3 separate regions of the Homo sapiens genome follow, and all the other regions are linked to region 2. A link is a contact called in ENCODE Hi-C or POLR2A ChIA-PET data. All regions are on one chromosome and are shown on one strand. Each heading gives the region's core, a stretch centred on a gene start or an enhancer-like site at or near the end of the contact. The rest is flanking DNA. Distances are from core to core; before and after follow the strand shown.

Region 1 (4,355 bases), core at 1,719-4,218, 940 kb after region 2:
TTACAGGCATGAGCCACTGCGCCCAGCCCACTGTTGTCTTTATTTGGGACTTACGGACATTAGAGATTGGAGTCTAGGCTGATGTACAAAGAAGAGGTCTGAGAACATGGAGGTTAATTTTTGACGAGATCAGTTTCAGTGAAATTATATGAGCAAAATATCCAGATTGGAATGAGTTCAAGAGAGGGAAGAAATTGAGACAGCAAAGTACAAACAACATTTTTTAGGAGTTGTGCTGAAAAGTGAAACAGAAATGGAGGGGGAGCTAGAGAATGGCATAGAGTCAGGAGAGGGGTTTTAAGATGGAACAAATTGCAGCATGTTTGCATCACGGTAGTGGAAAAGATCTACTAGACAGGGAAAGACTGATGACGCAGGAAGGGACATTCTACTAGACATTCTTGAGTTGATGAAAGGATATGGCACTTGCATACTAGACATTCTTTGAGTTGACAAATGGATATGGCACTTGGAGCAAAGAGGAGGTTGACCTCTGGGAGTGTGGGCAGTTTGTCCACAGTAACAGGAGACAACGCAGAGCTTGTGCGCAGATAAAAGTGGTTGGTGGATATGAAAAATCTACTGATGGCTTCTATTTTCTCGTGAAATGGGAAGCAAGACCACCAGCTGAGGAGAATATGGGGGAGGAGATGGAAGAGCTTTGAGGAAGAAGACAATGTCAAGTGGTCATTCAGAGGAGTGGTTGGGTGAATGGCTCATTTTTCCATCTCCCATAGCATCTTCATTACCTCAGCAAGTATGTTCTCAGCATCTGTTATGTTCCAGGCACTTTGATAAACATCAAATGCTTCTTGAAAGAAGATGTGGCTGTAGAGTACCTTCAAAGACAACCCAAACTTTTTTTTTTTTTTTTTGAGATAGAGTCTCACTCTGCCCAGGCTGGAGTGCAGTGGTGGGATCCTAGCTCCCATTGGCCTTGAATTCCTGGGTTCAAGCATTCCTCCAGCCTCAGGCTCTGGAGTAGCCAGGACTACAGATGCGTGCCACCATGCTCAGCTAATTTTTGTATTTTTTGTAGAGATGGGGTCTCACTATATTGCCTAGGCTGGTCTTGAACTCCTGGACTCAAGAAATCCTCCCACCCTGTGTCAGCCTCCCAAAGTGTCAGGATCACAAGTGTGAGCCACTATGCCTGGCATTCCAAACATTTTTTAGATTTGGAGCTGAATGCAGCATGGGCAGGTTGTCAGGGTTGAAGCACTGGTGATCCAGATCTGGAAGGAGCCAGAAGCCTCTAAAAGAGGCCACTGCAGGAGCCTCCTGACCTGGTTTCTGGGAATCCATCTGCTTCAATGATTTTCCTAAAACACAAATCTGATCCCATCACATCTTTTTTTTTAAAACTCCTTCAGTGAAGATAGTTAAGAACTTGTGGCAGACTGCTTCTAGAGAACAAAACAGGAACACTGGGGTACAGAAATAAGAGATTTACTTTTCATGGATACCCTTGTGTAGTGTTTGGGGAAAAATTATAACCATGTACATATATTCACTATTCAAAGGAAGGTCAAAAGCCTCTCAAAAGTTTCTACAGCTTTCCACTATCCCTAGGAGAAAGAGAAGCCTTTACTTGGTCTATAATGCTCTTCACCGTATGGCCCTACCCAACTCTTCAACCTAATCTCATGTTAATCTCGCTTCCTGTGGCCCTTGTGGACTTGGCTAGACTGGCCTTCCAATTCAGCTGTGCCGGCCTCTTTGGGCTTGTACACAGGCTTTTCCTTCTGCCTCACTTTTAAAAAAAAATTATTATTACTATTTTTATTTTATTTATTTATTCTTTGAGAAGGAGTCTCGCTCTGTCGCCCAGGCTGGAATGCAGTGGTGCAATCTTGGCTCACTGCAACCTCCACCTCCCAGGTTCAAGCTATTCTCCTGCCTCAGCCTCCTGAGTAGCTGGGACTACAGGCACCCACCACCACGCCCAGCTAATTTTTGTATTTTTAGTAGAGACGGGGTTTCACCATATTGGCGAGGCTGGTCTTGAACTCCTGACCTTGTGATCCGCCTGCCTCGGCCTCCCAAAATGTTGGGATTACAGGTGTGAGCCACTGCGCCCGGCCTACTATTATTATTTTTATAAGAAACGGGGTCTCGCTATGTTACCCAAGTTGGTCTCGAACTGTTGGGCTCAAGCATGTCTCACTTTCTTATCCCCGCCTCTCCCTTTCCCATCTTTGCCGTCTACTTAGGTCTCTGCTTCAAAGTTACTTTTTCAGGGCGGGCTTCCCGCCTGAATTCCCAATCACCACCGGACTTGGGTCAGTCCCCGCGCTGGGCACTCACTGCCCCGGCACCAGCATCTCTGCAGCAAGCACCCATAACAACCATAAAGTGTAATGAGCTGCTCAGTGTGCCTCCCTACATCGTTAGTCCGAGGAGAGGGTCCCTCGGTGCCCAGCACAGTGCGTGGCACAGTCGGTGCTCAGGGAGCGATAGCTAGATGAAACCGTACTTTTCGGGATCCTAGTCCATCCAAAGCAGCCGCCTTCGGGGCAGGTGTGGGGAGGAGGGAGGCCGACGAGGAGCCAACGCCGCGCGACCCTCCGCACTTCCGTCTTGGAGGCCAGGGTGGCGCTGCCGCCGTCCCTCGCCCGGAGGCAGAGATGCGCTGGCGCATCACCGCCAGGAGCCCACAGTGAAAGACCATCGGATGGAAGGCGACGCCCAGAACTCCAGGAGACCGCTGTGGGAGGACGCGAGGCCAGGTGACGAATAGGCCAGGCGTGAGTTCCCAAACAGCCTCCTCCCCTTCAAGAGAGTAAGCTTGGGCCACAGGCTGGGACGGAAGCAGAGGGGCAGACACGCCACCACCCGCCCGGCCTCGAACCTACGGCGGCACAGTTCAGCGGAGGCGGCCCAGCGGTCCTGTCCCGCGCCTGCGCACTCCAGGCCCCGCCCCGCCCCGCGCCCTCCAGGCCCGGCCCGCCCTCCAACCTCTGCGTGCGCACAGCCTAGAGCCCGCCTCCGTGAAAGACTGCCGGGCGCATGCGGTCGGGGTTGTTCACTGGCTGTCCGGGGCTCCGCGCGCGTCGCCGGCCCAGCTCTGTCGCTGACGGGAGGATCTGAAGCCGGCCGCAGGTAGGCTGACTCCAGGGATCCCGGGGGGGATCTGTTCTCCCGCGCAGGAGTCAGCGGCGCGAGCTGAGCCCGGCGCCGAATAGCCCCGCCGCCGCGGTGACGGACGTCGCTCCTACCAATCAGGGGCGAGGTGACTCGGCGTCCTGCCCAATGGGCTGTGTGCCTAACGGGAGTGGGGCGGGCGCCCCGGCCGGCGAGCTGCCGGCTCCCGCGCGCGGGCCTCGTGGCCGGGCGGCGCTGGGGAGAGGGGCCAAGCGGGGCGCGGGGCGGCTTCAGAGGCTGCGGGGCCTGCGCTGCCGCGCTGGGCCGCGCCGAATCAGCTCGGCCGGGCTCGTCGGACGGAGAAGGCCGTAGGGGAGTGGAGCGGCGCCCCCCCCCACACCCTCCGCCCTTGCTCTTCGTCTGCGAGGAAGCCCGGCAGTCGCCCATCCATTCAAGCAGTGCGGGCCTCGGGCCTCCGGCCTCGGCGCGGGCTCAGCCGCCCGGGGCTGGGCGCGGCAGCTCCGCGCCGTAGGACGAGGGGGCCTGCGAACTCGCCGGCCCTGGGCCCCGCGGCTGGCCTTTGGGCCTCACGGCTTCCTCCCTTCCCGGCGGCCGGGGGTCGGGGCGCTGGCGGTGTATAGAGCTCACCACGTTTGCGTGGCGCCCTTCCGTCCACGCTCGTTACAGTTTCGAATCCTCAGCGGCCCTGTGACGCGGGCGGCGCAGAGATTCTCACCCCCATTCCCCTAGGTGAGAACCCGCGTTGCAGGCAGCTCAAGTGACATGATTGAGGTCTGCACACTAGTGATGGGGGCTGGCACTTCATCTCATAACATTGAAAGAAAAAGCATTTCCCCCCTCAGTCTTTGTTGAATTTCTCTGATGCGTCTTGATTTACGTTACTTCTGTGCCGGAAAACCTTCTTGCGCCTTCCGTCACCTTCAGGATTAAGTTCAGATTGGGCATGCCAGTTTGCACATGATCTGGCCCTTGCCTACCTTTCCAGTTTATCTTCCACTGTATATCCCTGCTTCCCCGCCTTCCCCCTCACGGCCTTACCTCTGTTCTCTGTAGCTGCCCTGCACCTGCCTGTTCACCCTGTTCCCTTTCCTGTGCTCTGAGTCGTGCAGTCAGTCCTTCAAGGCCCATTGCAAGTCATATCTACAAAACAGGAGCCGCCTGGATCCGCCCACTACCCCCAGGACTTGTCTCACCTTCCTCTGATGGCCATGGTACTGAAAGCGTCTGCTCTCATCGTCCCCCTTTATAGT
Region 2 (4,347 bases), core at 59-2,558:
CATTTGAAAACTAGAGGGCATAATGGTACCTACCACCGAGAGTTGCTATTAGGAGTAAATGAAAATACGCTTGAAGAACTCAGCATGGGCCTGGCAAGTAGTCAGCGTGCAGTAAATGGTAGCTGTTATTTTAAGAACTTTATTTGTTGAATGATTGACTCTGGCACATAACGCCTGCATTCAACTTGAAACACGGAGCTGTCACAGTCGTTCAGCTGAAGGGGCGGGAACTGTGGCACTTGCCAATTTTTTCTAGAAATAAATCTTTGTGGGAGGATAATGACCGGTTGGAGAGTGTGAGTCTTGAGGGAACAAAGATCGGATCTCCCGGCCCAAGGAGTACGGAAGCGAAGCCTCCCCTGCGCGCGGCAGCCACCGTGCGTAACCTCCCCTGAACCGAGTAGCAGCCGCCTGAGCCCACCCAGCCCTGGGCGAGGCTGCCTCAGAAGCCGGATTTCAGCAGAGTGGGTGCAGGATCTGCTTTAATTCTGCTCATCTTATTCTCGGGGACCACACCCTGCGCGCCGGGAGGAAGGGCTCCAAAACCACAGGGCGGAGGCTTCCGCGCGGCCCCAGACTTGACCATCTATGGTCACAGAACACACCGACCAAACAGGAAGTGGGGTGAGAGCGGAGGGTTCCCTACCTTCCCAGCCCCGCGACTGCCAGCCGGGCTGGGGCTGACCCACCGCGCCCTCACTGACCCCCACGCCCTGCGCCCAGTCTCCGCAAGTCCTCCCACAACAATGTCCAGACTAATTGCCTTCCCACGTCACAAACGGGGAAACCGAGGTATGCACGCCCAGAGACAGGCGGAGCGTGGCCTCGATCACCACCGAGAGCTGACGGCCGCCCGGATTCCCGCCCTCAGAGAATCCTGGCCCCCAGTCGTTCCAAGACCCTTTACGGACTGCAGCTTAAAGGAACCGGCCTCTGCCATTGAGACCAAACTGACAGAGGAACTGGTCACTCTTCTGTTCTTTCCAGAGAGGAGCTTAGCCAGGGACTTCTGCCCTTCCTGGGCCCGGGCCTCGGGGGCGATTCCGGGTAGGTAAAGCGGAACGAGGGCGTGGCCTCTCTTGTGAGCCCGCCCTCCCCGTGTCGCTCCCGCCTTGAGGGCGGGGCTCTTTCCCAAGTGCCCTCTGTGAGAGCCGGGCCGCTCTCTCCGGGGCGTGGCGAAGAGGGGCGGAGTCACGAGCGGGGCGGTGAGACTTCCTGCCCAGTCGCGGGCCAGCCTAGCGCTTCAGCCGGCGGCTCATTTCCGGTGGGGGCGCCGCGCCCAGTGAGGGCCCGGAAGTGGGTCGCGCGGAGATTGCTGGGCGGTTCTTGCCGGAAGCGGAGAGCGGCTGATCGCAGTCCGGAGGTGAGGCGGAACTCTGAGGTGAGGGTGTGCAGCTTGGTAGGGATTGGGGTCCCTTCCGGGGCCCATCGGCCCCTGGTGGTGTTAATGGCCCTTCTGGCCTACGCGCGTGTCATGAACCCTGCCGAGAGGGCCGGGGCTGAGGCCCTCAGGCCGACCCGGACTCTTGGGCGCGGTCTCTTGAGGTGGGGCCGGGGTGAGCAGCTGAGTCCGGGTGCCCCGGGGAGGCCCCTCTGCCCGATTTCGCAGCGCTGCCCATCAGCTTCAGCGGAGGCCTGATTCCTGAGGTGCTCTGACTGGAAGGAACCTCCGAGATCGGAGAGTCTTCCCTGTCTCCTGTTGATGCTCCCATTGCACTGATAGGTAAATTGATCCCTAGAGAAGAGGCTAGTCTGAGATATATAGCGAGTGAGGAAAAGAATCGGAATCATGATCCTGGTGCCTTAGATAACCAGCCCCAGTTCTTCCCGTGTTGCTCGGAACCTCTCTAACTTGGGATGGTCTTCCGGTCGGTGTTGCCCCGCAGGCTGCTGCAGGTTAAAGGCCAGCGCTGCGTGGAACTTTTTTTTTTCTCTCCTCCCAAATTGAGCCGTTTGAAATGCCTAGGGAGTTTTTAAAAGAAAGGCGGGCACATCCTTGTATTTACAGGCAGATATCCTCCCTTTCCTCCTCGGCTGCTGCTCTTACTTTGACAAGCCAGGCTAACATTGAAGGTATGTACTTCTGGACCTGAAATCAGACGGCTCAGGTTTGGTCTGGCCTCAGTGCTGAGTGTCTGTGGCCATAGGTGCCTTAAACTTCTTTCAGCCTCCTTTTGTTCATCTTTTAAGTGGAGATCTCTGCTGACCCCACAAGATTAAATTCAGCGTAACAAATTGTGTTTATTCTGTGCCAGCATTTTCCCAGATGCGGGGAATGCAGCTTTAAAACAAAACAATGTAGACCCTGCCCGCGTGGAGCTAGCAGTGTTTGCAGGGATGTTTAAGAAGTAATTATAAATGTTGATGAGTGTTAGGAAAGAACAGGGTGCTCTGAAAGTATGTAACAGGGGGTTCAGGAAAAGCCCTTCTGAAGAAGCAGAGTTTTTAAGATGAATTTTGAAGGATAAATAGGAATGCGTTCGAAGAGTGGAATGAGAACATTTGAGACAGGTTAGCATCAGAACTGTGTCAGTTGAAGCTCTTTGTGGGGCTCTCTCTTCAAGAGAAAATCCGGGGGCATATCAGCACATTTATCATTTACCAGACTTTTATTTAATTTATTTATTTGTATTTTTAGTAGAGATGGGGTTTCGCCGTGAAGGCCAGGCTGCTCTCGAACTCCTAACCTCAGGTGATCCCCCCACCTCGGCCTCCCAAAGTGCTGGGATTACGGGCATGATCCACCGTGCCCGGCCCCACCAGACGTTTATTAAGACCTTAATATGTATGAGGCACATTTTAATGAGATAGCCTTTGTGGCAAAGAATACAGTTCTTCTGGAGTTTACAGTGGGAGAGGAAATAGACAAGTAAATGAGGGATGGCTTACAGTGTCATAGTGCATAGCACAGGGCTACAAGAGCACAGTGGAGAAATACCTGAGCCAGGTGCCCAGGGTTCCAGGAGGAAATGGGAGGCTAACTCTTGAAATATTTATTTAGCTACATAGGGAATCCGGAAAAGGGATTTCCAGGCAGAGACTACTACAGGTGCAAGGACCTGGAGAACCGGACAGCTGAAAGACCATGACGAGTTCAGTGTGACTGGAATTCTAGTAATGGCTGGGGAAGTGGAGGAAGTGAGATGTGGTCAGGTCAGTCATATGTGGAGGACATTGTAAGTCATGCTAAGGAATTTGGATTTTTACCCTGAAAGCTATGGAGATGCTTTGAAGGGTTTTATGCAGGAAAATGATGTCGTCAGATTTATATTTCAGAAAGTTCATTCTGTCAAGTAGGAGGGGACCAGCCCTGTGGGGAAGTAAAACAGTGTTTGGAAGCTCTTGCTGTAGACATGGCCTGAACTAAGACAGTGGAAATGGGAATGGAGAGGAGGCATCAGATGTGAGCAATATTAAGAAGATAGAATCCATAGAATTGGAGGCTGATTATGGGAATGAAGAGGTAAGAATAGCGCGATTGCCTGGCTTTCTGGCTTAGGGAACTGAATGGGTAGTACCATTCAGATAGAGAGTATGAGAGGTAAATTAGGGAAGTGACATGGGAAAAAATGCATTTTGAATGTTTTTAGTTTGAGGTGTTTGTAGCACATCCAGGCAAAGATGTCTAATAAGGTGGGTCAGCTAAAGGAAAGAGCAAGAGTAAAGATACGGAGGCAGGAGAGGGCCTAAATTGTTCAGTGATACTGGGGCCTGGAGTTTTGCAGAAGACCAGACTGCAAAAAAGGTTAGATGTCGGCCAAGTTGTGAAGGGCTTTTTGTTTGTTTGTTTGTTTTGAGACGGAGTCTTGCTCTGTTGCCCAGGCTGGTGTGCAGTGGCACAATCTCGGGTCACTGAAACCTCCACCTCCCAGGTTCAAGGAATTCTCCTGCCTCAGCCTCCTGAGAAACTGGGATTACAGGCGTGCGCCACCACGCCCGGCTAATTTTTGTATTTTTAGTAGAGACGGGATTTTACCATGCTGGCCAGGCTGGTTTCGAACTCCTGACCTCGTGATCCGCCTGCCTCGCCCTCCCAAAGTGTTGTGATTACAGGTGTGAGCCTCCGCACCCGGCGTGAAGGGCTTTTAATGCCTTGTTGAATTTGTTTGGATTTGATTTTGTGGGTGGCAGTTTGCTAATTGATTTGCCCAGGTCCAGCATAAAGAAATTTCTGGGCTGGGCACAGTGACTCACGCCTGTAATCCTGACACTTTGGGAGGCTGAGGTGGGCAAATCACTTGAGATCAGGAGTTCAAGACCATCCTAGCCAACATGGTGAAACACCATCACTACTAAAAATACAAAAATTAGCTGGGCGTGGTTGTGCATGCCTGTAGTCCCAGCTAC
Region 3 (4,526 bases), core at 58-2,557, 890 kb before region 2:
AAAAGCAAGTGTTTTTGCCTTCTCTCTCAGTTGCTCAGTGCTTCTTACCTCATTTGATCTCTTAGTATTACATAAGCACCTTAGGGAGGAAAGGACTCAAAGGAGCCAACCATTTCTCCTTGGACCCACAGCCAAAAAGAAAAGGCTCAACGAGAGTGAGCTTATTCGAGGGTCTGTAGCCTAAAGCATGGGCTCTTTTAAAGCCTCTTGTTGGGCCGTGAAGCATAGGTCTAATCCACGTGAAGTAATTACCCAGGCCTGGGGTGGCCACAGGGTGAGCAGAGCTCTTCGTACCCTTTTTGCCAGACCTACACTTAATTTCCTTTAAAGCCTCACTTGGTCTTGCCATTTCAGCCCTTTCCTTCGAAGTATGAAGCCTGACTTTTTTTGTCTTCCTTTCTTCAGCCCTGCAGAGGCAGCTGTGGCCCTGGGGACAGCCCTTTCTTCAAATGGCAAACTCATTTTCTGTCCAGCAGACCAGAAGGACAAGGTGTAATTCAACGCTTCTCTCCACCAGACACTGCTGCCAGGGGGAGACAATGAAGAAAGTGATCTTTGTTGCTCCCTGAATAGGTCCCTGAACCTGGCACCTGCTTTTGTTACTGGCTCCTTAAGTCACTGGAGACATTTTTGCTGTTTCCTGGGTTAGCAGCTGCTTTGGGATAATAGTAGCAACTGGTTGTCAGGATGTCAGTTCTGCCTCAAAGAAAATCAGTGTATTTATATGAGGAGAGTTACCTTTTCTGTTCTTAAATTTCTTCAGGGTTTGTCTGAAGAGTGAGCAGTTGGAAGTCAGCTGTGCCCTTAGTTTGATGACCCCATGACCCTCATCTTTGAATCTGAGGAGACACTGCCATTTCTACTATCCAAGTACTAACCAGGCCTGGCCCTGCTCAGCTTCCAAAATCAGACGAGATCAGGCGTGTTCAGGGTGGTATGGCCGTGGACGAGACACTGCCATATTTTTTTCGTCCTGCTCTCCCTCTGGTGAGACTCTGAGTTCTGGGTTCTAGCATGTAGGTCAGTGCCTCCTACCTGGTAAGCATTCAACAGATATATGTGGGATGAATGATTGAATGAATTCCTTGATCTTGCTGTCCAGGTTCAGTTTCTCTGACACTGATACGTGGGTGCTCTATGGGAGGGGGACCTTTGTTTTTAGGAGAAAGATTGCTTCAAAGGAATTATGGAAGGTGTTGATTTCTAGGGGGCTTTGGGGGAACTATGGGAACTCTAAGATATGATTCGTTCTCGCCTCATTGGTCTAGATCTTTCTCCTCGATAGTAACTGTCTGCTGACAGACTTGCCCTGTTTCAGGAGCAGTATCCTGAACCTGACTCATCTGGGCTCTGTCCTTGAGCAGGGTAAGGGATTTTTTTTTTTTAACAGCCATCCTGTCACTGTAGATTCAGAAGCCCTCAGGACCACATCTCAGGCACTGTAGTCTTGGACTTCCTGATCTGGCTGCATTCAGTCAAGTTCCACTCAGCTCTTAGGTGTCTGTGCCTTTGTAAGGGCTGTTGGAGACAGAAGGGCTTTTTTTCCGCTTTGTCAGCAGCTGGCCAGAGAATGCCTATTAGTCTGCCAGATCCTAAGTCTTTCACGTTTCCCTGTCTGTGTCTGGAACTTAGGGCAGAATCTCTTACCACCTGAGGTTACATCTCACTATTTGCCTTTGTGGGACCCATTGGAGGATAAAAGATGAATAGCCATGAAAGGCATGCAGAGTTATTGAACTATGGTTCTTTGAAATGCTGTGACTCTGAGGAAAGATCCCTGGTCTCCAAGAATACAACTGGAGCCAGACCATTGCACCACCACCCTCCTTTCCCAAGAGCCTCTTTGGAACCATCACTCATTCCATAGTTCCAAACATCCTTGTTTTTGTTTAATTTTTATCTGATAAATGTTATGAAACAATTTTAATGGTGAAACACACAGAGGAAATGACAAACTAGCATGTGTTGTCTTTTAAATGCACTTAGTTCAAGTGGTTAAGTCAGTTGTTCCTGTTGTTAGATTGCTGTTGTGTAGTCGACTTTCCTTCTTTAGGTGGGAAGAGTCTCTGAATAGACTTTAAAAAAGCAAAAGGAACCAGCTCTTCTTTAGCTGATTGATCATTCCTTTACATCTGACTCTTTTCAGCACTTAAATTCAGATTGTACTATGCTGATTGCTTTCAGATCATGACACAGAAGAGGTCTTAAGGTCATTTCAGGAGTTCTTTAGCTGAGGTCCATGTGATACTTCTCCACTTGTAAACAAAAGTTTGTATGTAGGTAAATATGTATATTTTTATAGGGAAAAGTATCCTTAGTTTTCATCAGATTCTCACTGGAGTTTATGACCTAAAAATAGTTAAGACTTAGTATTTTATTTATTTATTTAAGATGGAGTTTTGCTCTTGTTGCCCAGGCTGGAGTGCAATGGCACGATCTTGGCTCACTGCAACTTCCGCCTCCGGGTTTCAAGCAATTCTCCTGCCTCAGCCTCCCAAATAGCTGGGATTACAGGGGTCCACCACCGTGCTCGGCTAATTGTTTTGTTTTTTTTTTTGAGATGGAGTCTTGCTCTGTCGCCCAGGCTGGAGTGCAGTGGCGCGATCTAGGCTCACTGCAAGCTTCGCCTCCCGGGTTCACACCATTCTCCTGCCTCAGCCTCCCAAGTATCTGGGACTACAGGCGCCCGCCACCGCACCCAGCTAATTTTTTGTATTTTTAGTAGAGATGGGGTTTTATCGTGGTCTCGATCTCCTGACCTCGTGATCCGCCTGCCTCGGCCTCCCAAAGTGCTGGGATTACAGGCGTGAGCCACCGTGCCTGGCCTATTTTGTATTTTTAGTAGAGATGGGGTTTCACCATGTTGGCCAGGCTGGTCTCGAACTCCTGACCTCAGGTGATCCACCTACCTCAGCCTCCCAAAGTGCTGGGATTACAGGCATGAGCCACCACTCCTGGCCTATGACTTAGTATTTTATAAGAATTTGGGGGCTTGGCATGGTGGCTTACGCCAGGCCCCCAGCACTTTTGGAAGCCAAGGTGGGATGATCACTTGAGTCCAGAAGTTCGAGACCAGCCTGGGCAACATGGTGAAACACTGTCTCTACAAAAAATACAAAAATTAGCGAGGCATAGTGATGTGTGCCTGTAGTCCCAGCTACTTGGGGGGCTGAGGTGGGAGTATCGCTTGAGCCTGGGAGGTCAAGGCTATGGTGAGCCAAGATTGTGCCACTGCACTCCAGCCTGGGTGACAGAACAAGACCCTGTCTCAAAAACAACAAAAAAAGAATTTGGGGCTCCTGCCTCATATAACTAGTTAGTGGCAAAGTTGAGATAGACTCTGAAATCCTGGGATTGACTCTACAAGAATCTATATTTGTGTTTTTTACTATATCCTACTGTCTAATTTACGGTCTTTAAGCACTAAACTCCTTTTTAACCTGTTAATCTTGCCTATCAAGTTGCATTTTGAGAAAAATGAACCATGTATTTGTGTTTCTCCATAACTCCTAATACTCACATCTGCACAAAGTAGTACCTTGCTGGTTCTGTTGACTGACTAGTAGCATTGGAAGGCACAAAAGCTTGGGTTGGTTATTACTTTCCCTTTCCATTATCTTTTTTTTTTTTTTTTCCTCTAAGTTGGGGTCTTGCTCTGTCACCCAGGCTGGAGTGCAGTGGCGCAATCACAGCTCACTGTAGCCTCAACTTCCTGGGCTCAAGTGATCCTCCCACCTTAGCCTCCCCAGTAGCCAGGACTACAGTCATGGGACAGCACACCTAGTTAACATTTTTAGTTTTTGTAGAGATGAGGTCTCACTATATTGCCCAGGCAGGTCTCAAACTTCTGAGCTCAAGCAGTCCGCCCACCTTACCCTCCCAAAGTATTGGGATTACAGGTGTGAGCCACCACACCCAGCCCCTTTCCATTATCTTAGCAGCTGTCACAATTATTTAGCCTGATCTTTTTAGGTGGGCATACTCCCTTTTCTCTCTGTTTTTACAATGCTACTTACACAGTTTCTCCACCTGCATCCAATCTGTAATTGGGAGTTTTGCAGAGCAGTGTATTTGGTATGCTGTGAACTCTTCCCTAGGTCACCCAATGGCATCTTGTGAGCCAGGTTGTCTGAAAAACTTCAAATCTTGGTGGCAGTGTGGTGGGTGTATCTCCCATATGAGGGATTGTTCCAGGGATCTGACTCAATTGACAGCTCCTGAATTTCTAATATGCCAAGGCTTTTGTGGTAAGATGAGCAAGAATTTTTCAAGCTCAGATTTGGGGAACATAGCTTCTTGCCATGCTATCTCATTGGCATGATGTGTGACTTTTGGGCAGATTACTTAACCTCTGTCTATTTACTTTTTCTTTTTTTGAGACAGGGCCTCACTTTGTCACCAAGGCTAGAGTGCAGTGGTGTGATCTTGGCTCACTGCAGCCTCAACTTCCCAGGTTCAAGCGATCCTTCATCCTCAGCTCCCCAAGTAGCTGGGACTGCAGGAACGTACCACCACACCCAGCTAAT

The links. Hi-C counts contacts between places; a loop is a spot of excess contacts on that map. ChIA-PET counts read pairs that join two places held with the same protein, here RNA polymerase II (POLR2A). Pooled maps may share reads with other maps.
Region 1: a map of naive thymus-derived CD4-positive, alpha-beta T cell shows a loop between it and region 2 (6-fold over the local background). The contact joins the promoter of CTPS1 here to the promoter of CAP1 in region 2. A Hi-C loop is called at or near these places in 1 of 168 maps with a recorded cell type or tissue (naive thymus-derived CD4-positive, alpha-beta T cell) and 12 of 50 pooled maps. POLR2A ChIA-PET finds 5 or more read pairs at or near these places in 1 of 52 experiments (activated CD4-positive, alpha-beta memory T cell).
Region 3: a loop to region 2 is called in a map of HepG2, with 22 times the contacts of the local background. The contact joins the enhancer-like site here to the promoter of CAP1 in region 2. A Hi-C loop is called at or near these places in 1 of 168 maps with a recorded cell type or tissue (HepG2).

The regions. Positions count from the first base shown.
Region 1 is chr1:40,976,728-40,981,082 of GRCh38, forward strand. It overlaps CTPS1 (CTP synthase 1), which reads left to right and starts at 2,969. Exons shown (of 19, transcript NM_001905.4): 1 at 2,969-3,102. RefSeq lists silencers at 2,758-2,947, 3,218-3,507, 3,578-3,717 and an enhancer at 3,918-3,967.
Region 2 is chr1:40,039,421-40,043,767 of GRCh38, forward strand. It overlaps CAP1 (cyclase associated actin cytoskeleton regulatory protein 1), which reads left to right and starts at 1,309. Exons shown (of 13, transcript NM_006367.4): 1 at 1,309-1,381. It overlaps LOC105378669 (a long non-coding RNA gene), which reads right to left and starts at 1,026. Exons shown (of 3, transcript XR_001738013.3): 1 at 1-1,026. RefSeq lists enhancers at 327-960, 929-998, 961-1,595, 1,249-1,448, 1,519-1,608.
Region 3 is chr1:39,153,349-39,157,874 of GRCh38, forward strand. It overlaps a transcript of MACF1 not described here and the pseudogene RNA5SP44. Among named protein-coding and RNA genes, the nearest start is that of MACF1, 49 kb to the right of the region's middle. Within about 2 kb of position 1,308, at least 18 of the 41 ENCODE cell types and tissues checked have a DNase peak (open chromatin) inside an H3K27ac peak, as active enhancers do.